Linked DNA regions of Homo sapiens: region 2 is linked to region 1. The links are chromatin loops, found by intact Hi-C in ENCODE. Cell type or tissue: A673. All regions are shown on one strand. Region 1 has its middle 5.8 kb from the start of ADGRG7. Region 2 overlaps TFG (trafficking from ER to golgi regulator).

Region 1 (4,000 bases):
TGACCAAGAGAATATGGTAGAAGTGACACTGAACAAGTTCTGGTTGTAGAATGTAATGCCCAACCTTGTTTTTACTAACGCTGTTTTTAGACTCTCCCTTTCCTTTAATCACCTAGCCTTGTTTCCACCTGAATTGACTCTCCTTTAGCTAAGAGAGCCAGACAGACTCCATCTTGGCTCTTTCACTCGCAGCCCCTTCCTCAAGGACTTAACTTGTGCAAGCTGACTCCCAGCACATCCAAGAATGCAATTAACTGATAAGATACTGTGGCAAGCTATATCCGCAGTTCCCAGGAATTCGTCCGATTGATAATGCCCCAAGCCCCGCGTCTATCATCTTGTAATAGTCTTAAAGCTCCTGCACCTGGAACTGTTTACCTTCCTGTAACCATTTATCCTTTTAACTTTTTTGCCTACTTTACTTCTGTAAAATTGTTTTAACTAGACCGCTCCTCCCCTTTCTAAACCAAAGTATAAAAGAAAATCTAGCCCCTTCTTCGGGGCCAAGAGAACTTTGAGCATTAGCCGTCTCTTGGCCGCCGGCTAAATAAACGGACTCTTAATTCATCTCAAATTGTGGTGTTTTCTCTAACTCGCTCAGGTACAACAGACTGCCAGAGGTCTTATTTTCCACTGTTGCTGTCTTAGAATTCAACTGCTATGTGAAGAAGCAAGGTTATTCTGTTGAGGAGGCTTCAGGAAGAAAGAGGCCCTAGCGGAGAAAAGACTATGAGGTAAAGAAAGGTCCAGCTGACTTAGCCTTTCTAATCAACTAGCTAAGACCCAGACAGGTGAGAAAGGCCAACTTGGATTCTCCAGCTCCAGCTGAGCTTCCAGATGACTCAGCTAAATAAACATGAGGAACAAAGCTATCTCTGCAGAGTCCTGCCCAAATTGCATGGTCATAAGCAAATGAATGGTGATTGTATCTTAAATCCCTAAGTTTTGAGGTGACCTGTTGCGTAGCAATAAATAACTTACACTGATCATTTCATTAAATAATTATACTTTACTAAATGGAAAGAATTAGGATCCAGAATATTATCTTGTCAACATGTAAAGGATAGTGCTGTTTCACACAGGACATTGCAAATTTCAACCCATCTTGCTCAGATCAGCTTATGACTTCCTACTACTATTTTTAGGACTAGTGTTTATACGGGACTATTTCTCAGATGATTCTCTTGCTTAGTTACTACAAATTTGGGGTTTGCCTTTCACTTGAATTGGGCTTTCTAGAACGAAAAGAAGAAAATCAAACTATTTCCTACACTGTGCCTCTCAACTTAACCATGACTGTTTCTCTGCTCTTTTAATCTTTACTATACACCTCTGCCAACCAGCTCAGACTTTGGAGATGGAAAATGGAAGAAATAAAAGAGAAAGCGAAAAAGAAAGATAAAGGAAACGAATCTGCAGAGATAAACAGAGGAACTGATGTTCTCTAGAGCAAAATGAAGAAGTAAATTTGAAACTAAAAAAGACTTTCGGGAGTTCCTTTTCTTTCATCTTCTAGAGCACAGAGAGCTTCATTCAGGGTTACATGAATCAGAGTCCAGCATCTCCCATGGGCACATATTTTAGTTTCATGGACAATAAACTTCCACTAGTGTTAAATGAGTTACTTTCCACAAAATGATGCCTCCAGGAACCAATCAGCCCCGAAGATCCTATCTGGAACACCTGGCTCTGGGGAGAGTAGGAAGTTCCTAAGAACAAAGGGCTATAGAGAAAAGAAGATGCAAAGAAAGGTGCATGAGCCGGTGACTTCCTTTTGGCCTGGAAAAGCTTTTTGGATCCCTTTCTCCCTGCCCTCCCTTAACCACTAGGTGGAAACGGAGGGTGCTTTATTGTACAGATGTACTAAAGGATGAGTTTAAGGTTTCTCTGTTATTAGTAGCTCAGAGCTTCCAACAGTGAAGCAGCAGCAAAGGGCACTGGTGGTTTCCCAAGTGGAGACGCTCAGAGGCTCCGTCCTGAGATGGGGAAGTTGGGATTAGCCTTCATCAATGCTGCAGGAGGTATGATAAGCAGGTTTCTATGTTCTTAACTTTCCAGTGGGGTCACAGTGCAGGTTGTAGGGAAATAAAGGGGATTTCCGAGCCTCTTGACCCTTCCAGGTACAAGCTCATTAAAAACCTGCTAAAAAGAATAAGTGAATAAAATGAAACAAAAAAGAGTGGTTGTACAGACAACAGAAATATAGGCTCTTGATGAATTTTAGCAGGCTTTTCTGAAAATCTGGCTATCTTTAAGGCCATGAGTATTCCCATAAAGTAACAAATAAATGACCTATTAAACAAAATGCCATTTAATCTCTTACCATTTGCTACTTTGCTATAAACTTGATTCACTTCTTTTGGGAGAATTACCCCAGAGTAGTGGTTACCAAACTTCAGCAGACATCAACTCACTTGGAGGACTTGTTAAAACGCAGATTGCTGGGTGCCACCCCAGGATTTCAGATTCATTAGTTTTCTTATTTTGTTTAATGGATTATAATCTGTTATATGTATTATTTACTATTTTTAGGACTTACGTATAACATAATAAAATAATGTTATTTATTATAAACACTTATTATTTATAATAATGTTTATTTTTAAGCATTATTTATTTTGATGCTGAAATTGTCCACCATTTGATAATGGGGAGTCTTTTCAAGCTGGATTCTGTGTGTCCATTTGATATACACTCATTGTATCTTGCTTTCTGCACAAGATATTCCTGGCTCACCTATGACTTTCTCTGCTGCAGTCCTGGAATTAGCCATTTTCCAAGGAGCCATGTTACTCTTAGTGGAAACTTGTATTTACAAATCAAGTTCTGGGTTTTGGGTGTGCTCATTGTTAACAGGGTATCACTGCTTCCAGGCCAGAGCTAGAGAATAGGTGTATGTAAATATGTGATATATATAAAAAATATGTACAAATGTTCATGTGTGTTTATATAAACACACTTTTGTGTCTACATTTATTTATTGTTTATATATAATATATATTATTAGATATATTTAAAATATATAAAATATTCTCTTTCTCTTTGTATGTGTGTGTATATATATGTATATACATATACATATATGTATATGTATATACACGTGTATGTATATATGAGAATACATATATATATATTATGATTCATGTGGTACATTCAGTTCCAACGCAACACTATAGGTTTTTATGCTAAAGGCACAATAAAAATTATTTACTTCAAGTATTGGCAAAAGAAATAATATCACATCCCTTCCTTTGAAATACTTGAATTTGTTGTATTCGTCGTAACAGTTTTCCTCCTTTGCATGAGAAGTTCCTGACTTCATTCATGCATTTGTCTGACAGCCCTCTTTCCTGGAGGTATTGCTTCCTTCAGAATTAACGGCACGTAGCTTTTCTTTCTCTTTATTTCTGATGACCTGTTTTGAAATTCTCATGGAACTCCCATTATCTCCCCTTCCATGTTTGTAATGTCCTTCCCCTTCTCATCTATACAGGTGGGCAATGCAGCATGGGAAGTCAGAGCCAGAGCTCTGAAGGAGAAATTTGGCTCCCGGCATCCTCCTGTGCTTGCCTGTTTGATCCGTCATCCTCTTTGTAGCCAGTCTCTGAGCTCCACTAGCTCCACTACCACTGCCCATCCATGCGGGGACCCCCTTGGTTCTGTGTCTGGGCTCTGACTCCCTGTTTCAGGCGGCCACTCCGTGTGGACACCCTCCCCACTCAGCTCCGGCTCGGGCTTCCTGCACTGCATTGCTGGCCTGCCTAGATGCCCTCCTGACTGCTCTTGGTCCCTGAAGGCCACCCTCCTCTCCCTGCTCTGGCTTTGATTTTCTACCCAGGGTGCTCTCCTGCCCTGCTTGGTTGGGCTCTGTCTCTCCGTGACAGGTCACCCTCCCCTCCCCCCACCCTCATCCTATTGATGCCTTCTTTATCCTGCCTGGGCTCTGGCATCTCATGCTAGGTCTCCCTCTTATCAATGCTTGCCTGCCTGCCTGCCTGCC
Region 2 (4,000 bases), 120 kb after region 1:
ATGTGTGCTAGGGTTCTCCAGAGGGATGGAACCAATAAGATACATGGGAGTTTTTTAGGGAGAATTGCAAGGTGATTACAAGGCGAAGTCCGGTGATAGGCCATCTGCAAGCTGGGGAAAGAGAGAAGCTGATGCTGATAGTGGCTCAGTGGCTCAGTCCAAGTCCAAAAGCCTGAAAACCAGGGAAGCTGATAGTGCAGCCTTTGTCTGTTGCCAAAGGCCTGAGAGTCCCCTGGGAAGCTGCTGGTACAAGCCCTGGAGTCCAAAGGCCAAAAAACCTGGAGTCTGATGTCCAAGGGCAGGAGGAGTGGAAGCAAGCATCTGGCATAGGAGGGAGAGCGAGCTAAAGACCCAGCAAGCAAACTTATCCTACCTTCTTCTGCCTGTTTTGTGATAGCTGCACTGGCAGCTGATTGGGTGGTGCCCACCAACACTGAAGATGGGTCTTCCTCTTCTGGTTCACTGACTCAAATGTCAGTGTCCTCTGGCAACACCCTCACAGACACACCCAGAAACAGTACTTTACCAGCCATCTAGGCATTCCTCACTCTAATCAAGCTGACACCTAATATTAACTTAATTAATTTAAACTTAGCTAATTTAAACTTTTAATTGAGTATAATTTGGAGCTTAGTGCTCTTAAACCCACTGAGTAGATAATAACAGATTATAGGCCATACTAGGAATGTAAATGCAAGGTTCTTAAAAGTTCTGGTAAGATGTATCAGTGTGCTCCAAAGACCACCAGGAACACACCTGTAGTTGAATGAAGTTGGGTTTACTGACTTACTGCAGCAAGGGAGAATGAATACCACGGAGAACAATAGGATGTCTTACAAGTATGTTAGAAAAGTATTTTTTTTTGGGCTTGGGTTTGTGTTACCTGATTTTGGATAAGGTTCAAGGAAGTAGAGCTTTGCTCTGCATTGGATGCTCTCAGGAAGTAGAGATGATTCTATGTTTGGGTATCTTATCAAATCTTATCTAGAAGGTGAGAGGAATGAATCTTACTAAATCTTATCTGGAAGGTGAGAGGAATGAATTGAGGCTAAAGCTGCAGTTGGTAAAGTAGTAGCAGTTACTCATATTAGCCAGGATAAAAGGTTGTTTGGTCATTTTTCTGGTGTGGTCAGTGTTCTTGTTTTTGTCTGGAGTTTTGACATGGTTATGGACTGTTGATCTATCACAGATTATAGTCTTGTGTGATGTTGGTGTTCTTTGAAATATTTATATTCAACGGGAGAACACCACAGCCTACCTGTGAGTGCCAGGCCAGCTTCCAGCAACACTAAGGCCTGTCTTACTGTACCAGACCAGTTTCTGGCTGCTAGGAGCTGTTTTTCTCATCAAATATTGGAGAAAAAACAGTAATACCAAGTGAAAACCAATAATTGATGTAGGTAGGAGATTGTATTGAACTTCATAGCTATGCAGGGAGTATGTGAATTACTGTGAGTTTTCTTCTAAAAGCTTATAATTGGTGGTTTGATTTTGAAACATGTTTAACAAAGAATCGCCCTGAACTTTTATTTTCACGTAGATGTCCTTTTCTAATTAGGTGCTTCAGGAGTTTGTATGTATGTATACTGGCAATGTGCAAAGCATTTTAGTTTAATTTTTGAACGCCTGTCTTGGGGTTTGCAATCAGAGCCTTGTGTCACTTTCTTTTTAAAAATAACCTGAGTGGTGACAGTGTTTGTTGCTGAATGAAGGATTTCATTTTTTTCAGTCAACTGAAAATCATTTGGACAAAATGAATAATAAGTGAAGTAATGTTGCTTTCATTAAAAAATCACAACTAGAGATTACCGAGTAATCTCTGGCATTTTGTGGCTTATATACTGTTTCTGGAAGTAACTGCTTTGAAGGACAGTCATGATGTAGATAAGTTCTGCATATATTTTTAAATTTATATTTATTTTTTAAAATTTTTTGAGACAAGGTCTCCCTCTGTCATCCAGGCTGGAGTGCAGTGGAGTGATCTCAGCCAACTGGACTTCCCCTCCCGGGATCAAGCAATCCTCCCACCCCAGCCTCCTGAGTAGCTGGGACTGCAGGCATGTGCTGCCACACTTGGCTAATTTTTTAAGGTTTTTGTAGAGATGAAGTCTCACTGTATTGCTCAGGTTTTTCTTGAACTCCTGGGCTCAAGCAGTTCTCCCTCCTTGGCTTCCCAAAGTGGTGGGATTACAGGTGTGAGCCACCATGCCTGGCCCTGCATATATTTTTTTAACGATTTCTTTTAAGATCAGCTATTTTAGTTAGCTGTTTTTTTTCAAGACAAAGTTATGCAAGAGGGATAACAGACCTATCAGTCATGTTATATCTTTAAACATGTATAGAGTAAGGTATTTTTGTATTATTTTAAGAATAGCGTGAAATAAAATGAGCTTTTTAAGTTATATAATTTTTATTAAATTTAATAATTTCTATTAAATTTAATAAATATTTAAGAACAGCATGAAATAAAGTGAGCTTTTGAAGTTATGATTTTTATTAAATTTAATCATTTCTATTAAAAAGTAGAGCTCGGATTTTCCTACCAAACCTTTTTACCAGTAAGGTCATAGGCTATAGGTATGGCATCAAGAAAGACTGATAATTCTGCTTTTTTTCCAAAATAAGTTATTAGCCATAGAGAATTCTTTTTTTTTAAAAAAAAAGTTACTCCATTACATTGATATCTTGTTTTTGTTTTTTTAAAGGAATTGTATTTATTTTTCCTTGTTGCATATTATTAGTATACTTATTCATGAACTTCTAATTTTAAGCAAATAAATGTTTTTATTTCAGTTAATGGCCAGCCAAGACCCCTTGAATCAAGTCAGGTGAAATATCTCCGTCGAGAACTGATAGAACTTCGAAATAAAGTGAATCGTTTATTGGATAGCTTGGAACCACCTGGAGAACCAGGACCTTCCACCAATATTCCTGAAAATGGTAAACCCTGAATCCATTGTATTCTGACTTATTGTTCTTACGTCTTTTTGGAGGTTTTAAAAAACTCTTTTTAAGTAGGAGAAGGATGGCATCCCCAATGTCACTCTTGTTTCTTCCTCTGCCTCTCTACTAGTATTTATGTCTGTGTTCCTAAACTTTGCTGTTCATCAGAATTACTAGGAGGTTTCATTATACCAATTTCTGGATCTCATCATAGACCTACTGGAGCGTAGCACCTGGAAATCCCATTTTTAAAGTGTTTTTTGGGTGATTCTTTCGCAACTAGTCTTAGACTTTTGGATTTGTTACACAGGTCAGTTTTCAAATCCTTTTGACACATGAACCCTTTTTAGTATAATAGATAAGTAATGAACCTTGGGAATTGAAAATCATTTCATGAATAATTACATAGTGTTGGAAGTATTTTCAACTAAAAATCACTTAGATTAGTAATGTTCATTAAAAATGGTATGTTGTAAATTTGAAACACAGTTTTTAATAATAATTAAAGAAAAACTAATTTTTTCCCCATTGTATAATGACATGTACTGTTTGTGTTAAGATAAAGCAAAATGTGTCAACATTTGGAACTGACATAATTTTGGGACCGAATGTATTTTAAAATGTGGACTGAACTTTAAGTATGTGTTAATGACTTGAAAGTACAGTTAAAAAACTGCTTTCTTCTTTTAAGATTCTTAGATGTTGCATTTAAAGAAAACTCTTATTATTATTTTTTTCTTTTTACAAATTCTTTGTTTGCTTATAATTTTCATAGTTTAAAACTGTCCATATTGTGAAATAGTAATTTAAAAAAAGTCTAGACTGGATGACTGCATATAAAGGGCTTAACATGAGATAATTTTTGTGGATAAATGGTATGTATTCTATTTTTGGCCACTAAATATTTTGGAAGTTTTTGTTTTCTATTTTTATTTTAGTTACAGTTTAAATAAAGATGTATTTTCCATCATTTCTCTCTTCCTGTCTTCTAATAGTCATATGGAATTATGTTAATGATAGATGTTTAATAAATATTTGGTGATTGATTATTCCTAGT

What was found. A loop is a pair of places that touch in the nucleus more often than their neighbours do. Peaks named below come from ENCODE experiments on the same cell type or tissue, not always from the same donor. Only the 100,000 strongest peaks of a DNase experiment are listed, where the experiment ranks them.
Region 2: a loop joins it to region 1, with 4 times the contacts of the local background. A loop is called at or near these places in 10 of 110 quality-filtered maps.

The regions. Positions count from the first base shown.
Region 1 is chr3:100,601,813-100,605,812 of GRCh38, forward strand. No RefSeq gene overlaps it. Among named protein-coding and RNA genes, the nearest start is that of ADGRG7, 5.8 kb to the right of the region's middle. RefSeq lists an enhancer at 1,307-1,576. In A673, a CTCF peak has its summit at 1,804 (motif pointing right); a DNase peak (open chromatin) is centred at 1,849; H3K27ac peaks cover 1,710 bases.
Region 2 is chr3:100,725,919-100,729,918 of GRCh38, forward strand. It overlaps TFG (trafficking from ER to golgi regulator), which reads left to right. Exons shown (of 8, transcript NM_006070.6): 4 at 2,794-2,940. Among named protein-coding and RNA genes, the nearest start is that of TFG, 18 kb to the left of the region's middle. In A673, no CTCF peak of the experiment used is centred here; no DNase peak of the experiment used is centred here.